Regions from separate parts of the Mus musculus genome. Here region 2 is linked to region 1. The links are chromatin contacts, found by POLR2A ChIA-PET in ENCODE. All regions are on one chromosome and are shown on one strand. The core of a region is the stretch at or near the end of the contact, and the rest is flanking DNA. Distances in the headings are between cores, read along the strand shown.

What was found. ChIA-PET counts read pairs that join two places held with the same protein, here RNA polymerase II (POLR2A).
Region 2: POLR2A ChIA-PET joins it to region 1 with 16 read pairs in Patski. The contact joins the promoter of Vps37c here to the promoter of Ddb1 in region 1. POLR2A ChIA-PET finds 5 or more read pairs at or near these places in 3 of 5 experiments (Patski and embryonic stem cell).

What each region holds. Positions count from the first base shown.
Region 1 is chr19:10,600,768-10,608,435 of GRCm38, reverse strand. It overlaps Ddb1 (damage specific DNA binding protein 1), which reads right to left and starts at 2,839. Exons shown (of 27, transcript NM_015735.2): 1 at 2,670-2,839; 2 at 1,443-1,591; 3 at 527-643; 4 at 1-185. The coding sequence starts at 2,730. It overlaps Tkfc (triokinase, FMN cyclase), which reads left to right and starts at 4,178. Exons shown (of 17, transcript NM_145496.1): 1 at 4,178-4,268. The coding sequence starts at 4,266.
Region 2 is chr19:10,684,754-10,692,421 of GRCm38, reverse strand. It overlaps Vps37c (vacuolar protein sorting 37C), which reads right to left and starts at 3,687. Exons shown (of 5, transcript NM_181403.3): 1 at 3,443-3,687. It overlaps 2210404E10Rik (RIKEN cDNA 2210404E10 gene), which reads right to left and starts at 7,629. Exons shown (of 2, transcript NR_131163.1): 1 at 7,463-7,629; 2 at 6,864-7,281.

The sequences.
Region 1 (7,668 bases), core at 1,590-4,089:
TACAGGAACTTGACATCAATGACGTGCAGTTCCTCTAGGCGGATGTTAAAGGCCTTGAGCTCTTTATTGTCTCGGTCTAGTGGAATGACCTTGAAAAGGCCATCGTAGAGTCGAAGGCCAATCATACGGCACTCAGGGTCAATGATGCCAATGATGCCAGTCTCCGAGGGGCGACCAATGCGGTCCTGAGGGGGGAAAAACTGGAATTAGGGTAGGGAAGCTCACTCAAAGCAGCAGAAGATACTGGGTACAAAGCTTTCCCAGGCAGATATAGGTTATAAGACCACCCAACATGCCAGGAACCCAAACATGAGCACATTGTCGTTCCATCGTCCGTCCCCCACCCCCACGCTGTGAGTGAATTTTTCACTTTCCCTTGGAATATCAAAACAATTCAAGCCATGTGGGCGTTCTCCATTTCTCTGATTACACAGAGTGACACCCTGACAGTTAACTGCTGCTCATCACTGCATCATGACAGCAGTCCTTGCAGGAAAAACTGATCAGCCTGAAGCAGCCACCTCACCTGGACATTGCCATGGGCTCTTGTAATGATGTCAATGCTTTCGCCACTCTGCTTATACTCCAAGATACAGGCATTGTATTTAGCAGTCAAGATGAACAGCAGGTCTTTGCTCTCCCCCTGGAATATTATCAAGAGATTCTTTCAAAAGCAGGAACAACCTGTTCAGCCTTAACACCATTCTTTAAGTATTCTAAGCTTTTAAAGAATCTTCCAAGTTCTACTCGCCACACAGAGGAAATACTAAGCGAGCCTGTAACATGTACTAAGCTCGCACAAGACCCTAAGGGGATGTACAAAAGGCCAGGACTGAGGCTGGTAAGCATCTAGGCCTTGCAATTTCAGCTCTCTTTCTCTCTGCTCTACAAGCAAAGTCCTCTATAATTCACCTCATTCTATTCAAGATTTGAGAAGAGAATGAAATGTTTCTCCTTCACCTATGTATGTGGAGAGAAAGTAATCTGTAGTAATAACAAGCAAAGCTACAATAGATCTTTACTAACAGTCCTCAAAAACATTCATGGTTTTTTGGGGTTTTTTTGTTTTGGATACAGTTGAATTACAATTGTTCTAATAGTAATGAAACTGTTAAGCTAACAGGATGTGCTTACTCTGTGAAAATCAATCATTTTATCTTCACAGTACTCTACGGGAGAGGGCACCGTTACGCCCATTTGTAAACGGGGAAATCAAGGCTTTCAAAGGTGCTTTACATGAGATGACTAAGAAATGAAGCTAGGATTAACACTACAACCTCTGCGGCATTAACCCACAAGCTCCTTCAGGTTCTCTTCCCTAATAACTCTCTCCTTCTGGGATTCTGGTTACAGACTGCCATTCCCAAAGAGTTTCTACTTAAGCCTTCACCCATCCCATTTAAACTCTGCACCCAAGGGTTCCTTCAGGGCCCGTCCCTTACCTTGGGCCTGAAGAGCTCCATGACTGCAATCTTCCCGTACATTCCCACCTCTTTGACTGGCCGAAGACCCTCCGCAGTGACCACATAGATCTCTAATCTTGTGTTTTTAGCAATCAACAGGTTCAGATCTTCCGCTGAAGTAAAGTGTCCTGAAAGAAGAGAGCCTCTAACTTTGGAAGCTGGAGGATAGGCCTTTCAGGTACCTCTAAATAAATCTACCTAAGGACCTCGCCTCCTCACCAAATGAAGCACCTCAATGTCTTGCTTCACACACTCAACAAAGCTATAGTCTTAATCAGACTTTTAAAAATGTACTGTCGACTGGGCAACAACAGCCTGGCCTTCAACAAACTATGACCACGAAAATTCTTCGGATGGTTGTTGGGTTTTCCTTTCTAAATTACAACAGCAGACTGTAATTGACGCTAATGGAGAAAGCCTGTGTTTCCTTGAGTTCCCATCCAGAAAGATAAAGCGAAGAAAATTTCCCAGAGCCTTCAGTGTTGTCCTTTTATCTCCCAAGCAATCTACCAACACCACCCAGCCCTCTGTAGCTCTCTCTGAACAAGAAACTTTTGTTCTGAAATGATTAGCATTTACGTAAATACACGAATTTAAGTAGCTGAAAATATGAGTTCAAGATGAATGTTCTTTGGTTTGGGATGTAACTGCCGATAAAGAGCCACGCACACAAACAAGGCAAAGCTCGCACACTGACGGGCCAACCAAACCTTGTTCTCCAGCAGCGCCCTGGAGTAAACAACAGCCCCAGGCAAAAGGGTGGGTCTGGAGAGGGCCGGGGGGGGGGGGGTGCAGACATTGCTCAAATTCCTCAACCTCCTGGACATCCACCGGAAAATTATGAACTCAAAACTTGCCCCATTATCATCTCCCCTTTCCCCTGACCACATGGGGCAAGTTTGAAGACTCAATCAACCACGCACACAACTCACACTTCGCTCTCCGTCCCATCAGGCCTGGACCAATCCTCAATAACAAGTGACCTCCTATGAGCAAAAAAGGACCCAGAATAGCTGCTTCCGCTGCCCAAAAGGCGCGTGGTGGGAACAGCTCCTTTGAGATCGCGAGCTAAGGGGGACGTTCCGCGACTGCCAGCGCCTTCCATTCCCGGAGCCCAAGTTTTTGCTCCCGCCGCCCCTGGGGCCGCTGGCCTCCCTAGGCCTGGGATCCCTCCCTTGCCCGGGTCTCCGGCCGGGGCAATCTCACCGGTCACACAGCCGTTCACTGCAGTAGGCTTCTGCGCCGTTACGACGTAGTTGTACGACATATTGAGGCCTTGGGTTGGCCCGTGGGGCGCCTAGAGCGACGATAGAGAGACGGGCGCGAGCGAAGAGACTGAGAACCCCCACCCTCACGCAGCCAACTCCGTGGCTGCTGCCTCCGCCCCTGAGACACGTTGCAGGCCAGAGAGGCCAGGCGCAGAGGATCACGGGACGGCCTCACCTGGCCTCTTGGAGGACTTACGGAGCCCGAGGCGGCCAACCAAGCGAGGCCCCGCCCCCTGAGGTCCCGCCTTCTCCTAACCGCCAGAGGTCGCAGTACCCGGATGAGAGCGAGAGTACCGGTACGCAGGCAGAACTGGCCTCCTCTTTGGTCTGCTACGCCCTAAGTGGCCGCCTGCTGGCTTCCCAGCCCAGATCCGCGCCCCTTCCTCAGATTCTGCCTCCTTCCTTCCTCCATAGCTCCAGGCGTCCTCGGGGTTTTCCCTCTTTTAAAACAGGAAGGGCTGCGGAGGACTAGACTGGGGATAAGAGGTGACCATCTGTGCACATCCCAGAGTAGAATCGTGCTTTCCTTTGCTTAATTCTTCGAGCTCCTCCTGATCCCTCGAATGCCCTCAACTGACTTTAGAACAATCATCCCAGCCTCACACATCACCTGGGGGTGTGTTTGCTCACCTCTTTTAATTTCTCCAGAAACGAAAGGACTCTCCACTAAATTACTTGATAGCACTATTAGTGCCTCTACTGCGATACAAATTCTAAGCTCAAATACAACGCAGGAATTTCACAGGAAGAGCCTAAACACCCAGGTGACTAGTGCAATCAGCCCCGCAGATGCAGGTCCCAGGCTTCATCAGACAGCCTCCATGTCCCCAACCCCAAAGGAGGAGCAGCAGAAGCCTAGTCCTGAAGCATCTCCAGAATGCCGGAGGAGGAGAGCTAACTCCCTATTTTACAAATGAGGCAGAGATCAGTGTAGCTAGGTTTGAACCAGGTGGAACTGAAGATGATTTGTACCTCCCCAGCTGGCACTCGACTTGACTCTGGGAAACTGGTTGACTAAGGGGAAACATTAGGCTTTGTAGCAAGACTAGACATGGGCTCAAGTCCTAACTCTCAGCAACACAATCTTAGACAACTCACTAGAGCTTTCAGTCTGTGTTCCAGAAGTAAAATAGGATCACAGAGCTGACTCACTACTAGTGTGGCCAGCCAGAAAGGTAAAGGTCTTTGTACATTTTCTCCTTCCCAGCTTTAAGCTGGACATGATTCCAAACACTGCCTTCTGGCTAAGTGGGGGTGTGAACTTTGGTCAGTCCCCACGCTCCTCTCCATTCCTAGCCCACGAACTAGAGTTTGGACTTGGATCAAAGTCTGAGGCAGCTCCCTAATTCTTAAGGCACAGGCACGGGAGGCATGACATTGCCAATCGGCTGCCCATACCTTCAGCAACTCAAGTCCTTTCCACTCCTGCAGGTGCTGCTGTCTCTACTTCAGACCTGGTAGCAGTCAGGACCGTCCACCCGGCGGCATCTCAGAGCAGAAGTGTGAGCTCAGCTTGTTTCAGAACTTTCCCACCATGGTGAGTCCTGTGGGAGCCACAATAGAGGGACGACCATGGGGAACCCCACTCTGGACACCCGGACTCTCTCTAGTCCCCATCTGAGACGATGCTGCCTCTTGGGGTTCAGAAGACAAGAATTTCATTTTGTATCTCCAGCTTAATCCCCGTTCCCTTTCCTGTGGGCGGGGCACTGGGCCAAGCCAGGTCTGAGGTTAACCTGAGGCACCCTGAAACCCCTATGGCTAGGATCTCAGGCACGCATTTAGATCAGAACAACAAGTTACTTGCTGTGTGATAAGTCACTTTGCTAGTCAAGGAGGGAACCTGGAGGAATGATCGGGCCCTTGTTCCTCAGCCTGGGCATGTGTGGGCTGCTCCCAGAGCAGGGAACTGCAATGTGGGAGGCTCTCAGTGTCCCCGGGGTTTGCTTTAAAACTGATCTTGAACAGATCTGGGCTCGATTTCAGCCTCGTGCCCATCACTGTGTTACTACTATGCCAAAGGCTTCACTTCTCCGGGTCTCTCCTCTCGCCAACCTCATCTGCAGTATGGCAGACTAAGACCTGCTAGCACATGGCCTGGCCGCACAGTGTTGATCAGACTAGAATCCTAGTGGCCTAGTCTGTACCTCCCCTTTCTTGCCTTTCCTTTCCCTTGTGTTACTGGGAAACAGGCATGGCTCTGGTGCAGGAATGATTGGGAATCTCTTGGAGGGAGACTCAGTGATCCCTCTTTCCCCACCCTGTGCCTGTGACTTCAGCCACTTGGGAAAACAGCATGTGGCTGGGATGAACCTGGAGGGTCTAGGCACTGGCTGGCTGTGTGACTTTGTGCACAGTCATTTGTTGTGCTTCAGTTTTCTGCTGTTTGTACTAATCTTACCTCCAAAGGGTTATTGGGGAAATTAAATTAGACATATTCATACTTAGAAATGGGTCTGGCTCTTAGTGCGTAAGAAATGGAGCTCATTTTATTCTGCTTGTTGTCTGTTGACCTAGGCCACTCTCGTCATCCTTAAGTAGGTGTTATGGCCTTGGCCCTTGTTAAATGAAGGAAAGCCTGGCAGGAAGACATCAGCGCTTCATTTTGCATAAAGGCTCAGAAAAAAGAGGCAGGAAGTGTGTTTTGCGGAGACCTGGGTCAGGCTGCGATCACTAGGTGGCGCCAGCAGTCTCTTCTGGATCCACTTTGAGGCTCGCTCTTCCTGCCTCCTGAGGACAAAGGCTGCTGGCTACATCCCATCCCGGAACAGTTATTTAGCTAGCTCCAGCTTTTCAAAGCCTGTTCACAAAAGGGGCTATGGCACCTTTTTAGCGAGCTTTTCCCGTAACACTGGTATAAGCTCTGTAAATCACTGTTCCCAGAGGAAGAACTGAGCCCAGAACAGAGGTTTGCTCCCTGAGTTCAGGCGTGGTGTCCTGCTGACACTAGAGCCTGGGCACACGGCGACTCTGGTCTCTCTTACTGCACACGCTGTACAGACTCAGCTGGACCCAGAGGTATTCTCCAGGGTTTAGGTCAGCCTTTGCACGCCCTCTCTCCTAAGGAGGCCCATAGCTCACCGTGTAACTGCCCTGGCAGAATGCAGACATTCTAAAGAGACATTTCACCCCTTCCCATTAGCTATCAGACTGCTGAAATAATGCCTGCAACAAAGTGGAATTTTCCCAAGAATCTCAAGCTGGGGGAGGTAAAGACAGAGAGACAGAGGCCCTGACACTCACGAGGAGAAGCAGCCAGGAAGAGATTTCACATGTTTCTGACAGTGTTTCAGCTGCCTGCAAGAAGGGGATGAGTCAGTCAACCACACCTTGGCCCTAACTGACTAGGCTTTTTTTTTTTTCAGTGTTTTATTTTTTATATTTGTTTGTTTGTTTTGTTTTGTTTCTGCCTCCTGAGTTCTGGAATTAAAAGCACACACCACCACAACCTGGCTTGTTTCAGGGTTTTTTTTGTTTTGTTTTTTTTTTTGCTTGTTTGTTTTTTTGTTTTTTTCAAGACAGTGTTTCTCTGTATAGCCCTGGCTGTCTTAGAACTCACTTTGTAGACAAGGCTGGCCTCGAACTCAGAAATCCACCTGCCTCTGCCTCCCGAGTGCTGGGATTAAAGGTGTGCGCCACCACGCCTGGCTTGTTTCAGTTTTTATGTTCAGTTTGAGACACATGGGTCTCCTGTAGCTCAGGTTGGCCTCCAACTTTCTGTGTAGCTGATGCTAACCTTGAACTCCGGAGTCCTCCCCCACCCCCGCCCCCCAAGCCTCCATCTCCTAAGGCCTGTGCTACCACACCCAGCTAGAACTACTAGGTTATACATACCTCTCTGTTTAAACCTAAACCTCGTATCCGTGCCCTGAAGATGGCTTTGGACATGAGAGAGTATCCCTGGACCTCTTTATTTGTTCCTCTTCCCAATGAGAACATATTAATGAATTGATAAATAATGAACAATCTGATAAATTATTATAAAACATAAATTATAAGTAAATTGATAAATCTCCTTTGTCTGCTCCTTACTGTTGTCTCTTTAACTGGCCTGTTGAGGACATGGCTCTGAGGATAGTTATTAGGCTCTGGAGCTGAGGCTTTGACCCTGACGATTCCTGTGAACGATTCTTCCTGTGGCTTGTGAGGCCCCTGTCTACCTCTTCCTGTAGGCCATATTGCTTGCAACACTATGTCACTCTGATGCTTCCAGGAGCCACTATTCTATTCTGTATCCCATACCTTGGCTTATGCTTCCTTCTGCTCCGAATACCCCCCACCCCCTTCCCAATGCCTACATGTCTCTTTCTTGTTCTTCATAGAGACTTCCCCTTTAGGAGACTGAGGCCCTTTTCTTCTGTGCTTCCACACACATGTATGTCCCTCTTGCATAGCATAGCACGTAAGAATGATATCTGTGTTCCCATGAAGGGCCTAGCACTGGGCCCTGCTACCCTGCATGAACGGTCTAGCTCTAGCCCAGGAAAACCAGTTGTGGTACCAACTGGGTTGGTGTGGGGCCTGCCCAGACTCTACCCATCATAGGAGTCTCAATCTAAAACCTACCTCCTCTAACAGAAACTGACAGGGCCCCAATTTCATTTTTTTTTTCTAGTGAACTCCCCCATTTGCTTTACATTGAAGCTGTTTTGCAGGATACATAGAAATCATGGTGATACATAGAAATCATGGTGTAAAGGTCTATTAGTTAAATAAATACTGAATAAAACATTGAAAGTTGAGAAGTCACAGACACCTGCACCTGGTAATGACATAACTCAAGGTACCACTGTATCCTTAGAATTCCTAGGTGGCTTCTGTAGTTCCTTTCCCCTGGCATGAAACCCCTGGGGAGATTTGGCACTGTAATGTTGCTGGGCAGGCAGGATGGGGGTACCTGCTGACCACACTCTGAACCTCTTGTTTCTTGCTCTTCC
Region 2 (7,668 bases), core at 2,438-4,937, 83 kb before region 1:
CCAACAAAGGCTTTACTTGGGGGAATTTGGTTTCTTGAAGCCACATCAGCACAGGGATGCCCTTCAGATAGCCAAGACCATGGCTACTACCCTAGACTTCATCACAAGGGACCTCATAGCAGCAAATCCTCAACCCAGTCAGGGAGGAGCTCTGCTCCAACCTGTGACAGCTAGTGCAGCTAGTGAGCGTGTAGGACTGACTGGCCAGCTAAGAAAGGTGTGCTCTCCCTCTCTAGCAGCAGTCTGGGAAACCTCCTCGCTCCCTGTACTGTCCCCTGAATGCTGCAGCACAGCCCCAAGAAAGCTTCCTTGCCCAAGAGTAGAGGGAGCTGAGCAGACTTCGTGAAAAACAGGTAACTCCCAGGGCCGCCAGCTTTCAACCAGATTCTTACAACCAGAAACAGAGACTGAGTGCAAAGATGAAGGACTGGGAAAGTGCTGGGAAGGTGACAGACATGGAGAACAGACTGCAGAAGGTGAAGAGCTGTAAAGAGCAAGAACAGGAACTACAAAAGGCAAGAGACCAGGGAGCTGGAGCTGTGGGAGAGCTGCTAGTTAGTTGCTGCTGCTGAGAGATAATACTGAGAGCTGAGGGTCCCTCCCTACACCCTGAGCAAGAGCTGTAACACAAGGCATTGGGCGCTAAGCCACTTACCTAAAGGTATAATATTAAGAATGAAGGGTGCAGCTGACACAAAGGGAGCTAGTTAAACTTGCCTCATTCTCAAACTCCATCTGAAGAGAGAAAAAGAACCCTCGGCTTCAACAGACTGGTGACAGGTGCAACTGCCCTCCTTGATGACAAGAGAAAGTCGTCAGTAAGGACACAGAAAACAAGCGGCCAGCACTCCCTACAGACTGGACTTGACCACTGAAATTTATAGAACACTCCACACAACCGCAGGACACACTTTTTTCCTGAAGTTTCCCTAAAACATTCGCCAAGACACACAGCATCCTGGGATACAACACAAGTCATGGCAAATTTAAAACAGTTTAAATTAAGGCCTGGCTCAGGTGGTAGAGTGCTTATTCAGCACATGGGAAGCCCTGGGTGTGATCCCAGGCAGTAGGTCAGGTGTGGTGGGACACTCCTGATCAGCCACCTCAAGCTCCCGCCACCACCGCCCCTTACCAGAAGGGTCTTGTGCCCTGGAACTATGAACCGACATACCCCCCTTCACCTTTTGATGGATTGTGTCCAGGTATTTCTACCACAGCAACAAGAAAAGTACCTGGCACATTAAGTCCTCTGTTCACAAAGATATTAAATGCAAAGTTGTTGTTTATGGGGCAGAAAAATAAAGTGACAATCCTAGCCTGCTCCTTCAGCCGCTTGTGAACCTGGGGAGGAGATACTGTGCTGTGGGAGTTAAAATATTCACAGGTCTTCAATGAAGAGGCCTACCTAGCTGAAGTTACCTTGAAGTTCACAGTGGAGACTCCCTTCTATAGCCCATCCTAAGCCCCAGGGCCTCACCTGTCAACTCCAGCTCAATCAAGGCAAACCTGTTTGATATCTAAGGTCTTCCAGACAGTCAGGGAAAGCAGGTATAAAGAGGAGAGAATGGAGGGAGGGATTTGTGGAACATGCTGCCAAAGCCTGCACAACAACCTAAAGGCTGTGGCCATTACTGAAACCTGCGTCACAGGGCAAGCTGGGTAGGGACAGATCAGAACCTTTCAGGAACTCCAGATCCCAAGAGGAAACTTCTAACACAACCCACCCCCCCCAGCCCCACCCCCACCACCCACAACAGCAATCCAACTGCTCTAATACAGGTCCTCAATGACCTCATTGGTCAGACTGGAAAAACCCCACTACTGCGAGCCAAAGTGTCCAGGAATGAGTCATATGTCTATTTATCTCAAAGTCCTGTTAATGGCACACTAGCACATGTCAAAGCAATAAGCAAAAGGCAACAAGAATCTTGAGTGACCACCTCAAGCTCCAGTGGCCCAGCAAATCTACAAATATGCATTAAGACCGGAATCACCCAGTCAGTGTATGTGTTAAAAACAAACTCCTGGGGCGCCAGCCAGCTAACATCACAAGACTCTCCAGAGATGGGGGCTCTGCATTTTCAACCAGAATGACCGCAGATAATTCTTAAGCTCCAACATATTAGGGCAACTGAGGCGTCTGGAAGGCAGTATTAGAGTTAAAGACTCATTTGCTTTGTTAAAAAAAAAAAATCTAACAGCCACTCATTGGTTGATAGTAGCCAATTCTGTAAACGGGTCACCAGTCACTCAGAGGTGTTCTCTATATCCAGTAACCAGTGTAAAACACCCCCAAAACAGTACCCAGCAAGGACAGCCACACAAGCAATCAGAACTACTGCTTGGCAAAACAGCAACAGAAAACAGCCCCACTGAAGCACTCCATCATGTTTTCTACTTAATGGAAATTACAAAGGCACTGGGCCAGATTTCCAAGACAATCTTACGAAAAAGGCTTTTTTTTTTTTCTGGGCACTATGACTGCCAAGAACAAAGACTCATTTCAGAGTCCACCATTTCACCCAGCAGCCCTCAGTTCCACAATCCCCAGATCAGGGCCCTCCCTGGGCCCCAAGCAAAGAAGAGTCTTTCCCTTCTAAGTCCCTCTATCACCACCATTTCTAGCTGCAGGACTGACAGTCACTGAATGTGGAGTGGCACGCTATTGGTAGAGACACCTGGAAAATATGCAGGGAGCGATGAAGGAGCCCTGGTATCCGTGAAGTTTCTTGGCTCAAGGTGGCTAGCCCAAATCTGATTGACAAGGTATAGGCTGGACTCAAGAAATGTGACCCTGATGATAGTCCACTCTACCAGTAACTCAAACACATCTCTGGGAATGTCTTGGCCCACCAAAAAAAAGTGAAAGAACACCCCTAAACGGCTGTGAGGGGAGAAACAAAGCAGAACCAGGCACATGCTGGGACCATACACCTGGAAGGCCCAGAAGTAAGGATGGCTCAGCCATGCTGGACAGTTCAAGTCGGGGTCCAGAAGAAAGGGGAAGAACCCTTACCTATTGCTAACCTGGGGAATGATACAGGCCAGCAAGACAAAGGCCAGAGTCCCTCTAACTCCACTATATCGCAGGGGCAAGTCAGAATACACACAGGCCTCAGTTTCCCAATCCGTACAAGGGGCAAAGAGGCTCTTAATGACACAAAGGCCACAAGGTACTCCTACAGAGGGTGAAGGGTTGCGTGGCGTTAGCGGATAGGTGGGAGGGGGCGGGGCTGAGGCGACCGGCGAGGACAGCCTCCCACCGTCCATCCCTCCCACCCCACTGCAGGGGCGCAGGCCCGCGGGGAGTCACGCGCCCATCGCGCCCAATCGCCGGCTTCGGCCAGGAAACCCATCTCTGAGTTCGCCGGCAACGCCCCCGGCACGGTAGGCCGCTGCCCGCCGCCGCCCGAGACCTTCCCCAGCGGCGCTCACCTACCGGGGCCGCCGCTACCGCGGGCAATCAGCCGCTGCCCGCACTTCCGGGATCCACGAGCCCCGCCTCTACCGGATGTGACTTACTCCCGCGTCCAGCTGAGAACGAGCCGCACTGCCCCTCCGCCGCGCCCCGAGTGTCCTGCCTTGTAGGCCTAGGGGTGGCCACGATACCTGCACTCAGACGCTGGTGGCTTCAGGCGCCACACCCGCGGAAGGCCACTCGGCCCCGCCCGCGCGGGGGAAGGCACCACCCCTAGCCCCGCCCCCGCCGTAGGACTCCGCCCATTGCGAGTACGCCTGCGCAGACTTGCAGGCGTCCCTTCGTTTGCTCTGAATATCCTGAGACAAGCGTGGAACTTCCAAAGGGAGGCTCCAGATGGGCTCTTATTGCACCACGGTATCCCCGGCCTGCTGCGCACACTCCTTTTTATAGTTTGGCCTCAGGACTAGAATGGCTGCGGTCCTGAGTCCCCTTCAGACACTGCTAACAGCTCTGAGCTTTCCTAAAAAATCACCCTTTGTCAGGACCGTAGATTGCTCTTACTCGTCTGTAGATGAGTGTGTAAGCGTCAGACTTGATCCATCCTCACTCGCCCAGAGTGACAAGCCTCAGGAAGGGATGGAAACAAACCAGCCCTGAGAGGTGAACGCCATTCCACTTTGGCTGCAGTGGTTAGATTAGCTTCCAGCCTAAGAAAACCCTGCCACCCTTTGTTATACATTAGAACTTTTGTTGCTAGTGGCAGAGACCAGCACAAATTGGCCTCTTCAAAATGGTAATTGCTGGGTCATACAACGAGAAGTCCAAAGGCCCTAAGTGATACCAGGCTCAGTGTCAGAGGCCTCCACCTTCACTTGACTCTGACTTCTGTCCACCCAAAATGGATCTCACCTCAAAGAGAAGGAGAGAGCCAAGAAAGAGTGACCATGACATGGGACACAGGTTCAGGTTGCCTTAAATAACATGTTCCAATGTAAAAGTGCTTTTGTGAAGTCTGTACAGTAACAGAATAAGGCTACCCCAAGGCATTTTACAAATACATTGCTGGGACCATCAGGCCAGTGGGTAATGAGAAATTAGGGAAAATCTCTGTTTGGGTCTGAGGTGCTATTTGATTACATTTTAGCTTTGGGGTCTGCTGAGTTAGTGCATCCCAAAAGGTTTACCCGATAATCACATTGATATGAGGTAAGGCACAGAAGTGAGCAACATTTATTAAGGAGAATAACAATAATTATCAGTTAATTGGACCCTGTAACATCCCAGCTTTCCACAATCAAGAAGTTCTAATCAGTCAACAGAGTTGCAATTTTATTTATTTATTTATTTATTTATTTTTGAGGGGGGACTTCCATCTTGTAAGTTTCTCTTTTGGGTCATCGAATTTCATCAAGATCTCCCACTTTTTCTATTTCATATTCTAGATCTAAAATGATCATCATTGTCCCCATTGGTCAGAACTCCCTCCCCTTTACTACCTCATGGGGTCCCTGGGTACTCAGGTCTCAAGTCCCCTGTGCTGTCCTAGAACTCTCAAAGTAGTCAAGAGTAAGCTCTCACCTCTACCTGGCAAGTGCACAGTGTTATGCTGTGCTGGAGACACAACCCAGGCCCTGCACACACACACTCTCCCCTACCTCTAGCACAGCTACTACAAAAGGAATCAGGACAGACGACAGCTGTGCCTGCAGGTGACTTGCTTGAGGTGCTACCTTTGGGGGCCACCCAACATGATAGGGGTTCAATGCTGTTTGTTTTGCAAATACTTCATTTTGTAAGAACTCAAAGTCAGAGTGAGGACTGTTGACAGCCGCTTCCAGAAAGCCTGCTTGACACCATTTCTCCATGGTTGGGAGAGCCGGCCAGGCCAGTGAACCTGAATGTTTTTGTCCTTTCTCTTATGCTGTGTGAGTTGGGTTTTTTGGGTTTTTTGTTTGTTTGTTTTTAATTTTGAGCTGACAAGCAGACTCCATTTTGTGCATCATTATATGCAGGTGCTGGGAACTTCTAAAGCTAGAGCCCAAACAACCAAAACCCGAGAAATTGACAGAAGTCTGCTGCAGACCAAACACGGGGTCTGTCAGTGCCAAGCACTGGTGGTAGACCTTTTGAATAGCCAGACTTGGAGCATAACAGGAGGGAGGGAGAGCAGTGGCAGGAAAAGGTCTCGTGTGAGAGGGGGCACTAGGAAAGATGCCTTGACTTGGCTTCATAGAATCCCCAAAGCAGCCCCAGCACTAGTTGGAGCCACAGGCTGGGCCAGAAGGCCACATAGCTATTCTTTCAAATCTTCAGCTGGCCACTCCCAGCTACTAGACTAGACCTCAGACCTGGAAGACACTTTGTCAGGACCCAACCTGGGACTCTCCAGTTCCAAGTCCTAGTTCATGCTGTACCACTAAACCACACTGTCTTTGGCCAAGTCCCTTCTGTTTCCTAGCACTCAGTTCCCCGTGTGTAATGCCAAGGAGAGACCCAGAACTCATCCTCCTTCAAGATACTCCATGATGGGGCTAGAGAGATGGCTCAGAAGTTAAGCATTTGTATTTCTCTCAAAGGGAACCCAAGCTTAGTTCTTAGCACCCAGGTCAGGTAACCCACAACCTCCTGAAACTCCAGATCCAGAGGATCTGATGCCCCTCTTTTCTGGCCTCTGCATAGACACACACACACACTTAAAAATAATAAAACTAAAATATCTCAAAGAAGAACTCATAATTGAAAGGACACCCCAGTGAGGGGGATTAATGCCTGCTTGCCCATCTTTAGTCTCCCTTCTGTACTTGAGTACAACACTCACCCAGGGGACCTCTGTACCCCATTACCACTGTGATCTCAAGGCCTCCTTCATACTTGATTCCTGGGCTCAGAGTGAATGGCTGTCTGTGATCCGGGTAGGGTGGCCAGGGCTGTCAACAAAGCCAAGCTTACTCTGGGCCCAGGCCACATGGATAAGCTACATATCTCGATGTCTACCTATAACAATGGCTCTGCCCTCTTGGTTTGCTTTTGTTGCCCTCTCTGGTTTTCCTGGAAGGTGCACACAATAGAACTAGGGAGAGTGCAAACACTCTTGTCTAATCTTCCCCAGTGTGACCATGTGGCACTCAGTGATGGCCCCACCCTTGGTAGATCCTGCTTCCTACATTCCTCTCAGTAGGTGAGCAGGAACTTAGCATCAGCACCTGTCCCAAGGCCTATGTCTAGCAGTCATTGGGACAGAGGAATGCCTGGCCTTTTCTGGTGGCTTGTCCTATTTCTCAGCCAGATCCCTGTAATGAGACACTCAGGAAGCATGTGTGGTCTCCTCCCCTCTCCTCTCCCAGGATGTTCTTGAGAAGCAGAGGCAGAAAGTCCTGGGTTTCAGCCTCATGTGAGCTGCTCAGCACAACCATGTTCCCCAAAGAAAGACAAAAATGCATTTTCAATCCTAAAACACGGTGTCACTTCCAAGTTCACAGTCAAGAACTGTACAGTCAAGTAACAACAACGACAACAAAATCACATACAAAACAAGTCTCATAATATTTTGAGTAAGTTCAAACTTTTGTGTTGGGCTACGCGCATTGTTAGCTATCCCAGGGTGTGTGCAGACCACATGGTAGACATGGCTCACTGGGCATCTGGTTCCAGTTGACAAAGTCCAAGTAGACGGTGCTCGTGGTTTTATGCGTCTTTGCCATGCTTGCCCAGAAGAGGAGGGAATGCTGTGGGCTGCCAAGCTGGGCATGGTCCAGCGCTAACCTGTAGCACCACCTCTGGCTTCCTGCTGCCAGTCCAGCTGCAAGTACGCCTATGGTCCCTGTCGCCTTCTGCTCTGAGGCTGTGGGTCTGGTGAGCTGTGGAGACAGGCAAAGAACTTCAATATGTGGCAGCTGTGGACCTCGGAAAGTGCCCATACCACTGAGCGTCTCTGTCTCCCCTCTCAAGACTCTCGGCATCTATTCCCCACGCCACCCCAGGAAGAGGTTGACCAAGCCCAAGTCAGAAACCATGAATTTCAGTGCCTCTCTGCCTTACCTTACAGATCCTGGTAAGTTACACGCTGCAGGTCTCAGTGTCCCCTCTTCCAAAGAAAGGAGTCGGGTTTGGGAAACACCAATCACTCCCGAACAAGTGCCAATGCTGACTAGTAGGACACTCTGCTGAAGGGGACCCATGTTGCTCAGGAGTCTACAGCTTTATCCAGAGGTCAGGAGTGCTGGGATCAACTGGTGACGTCTGCT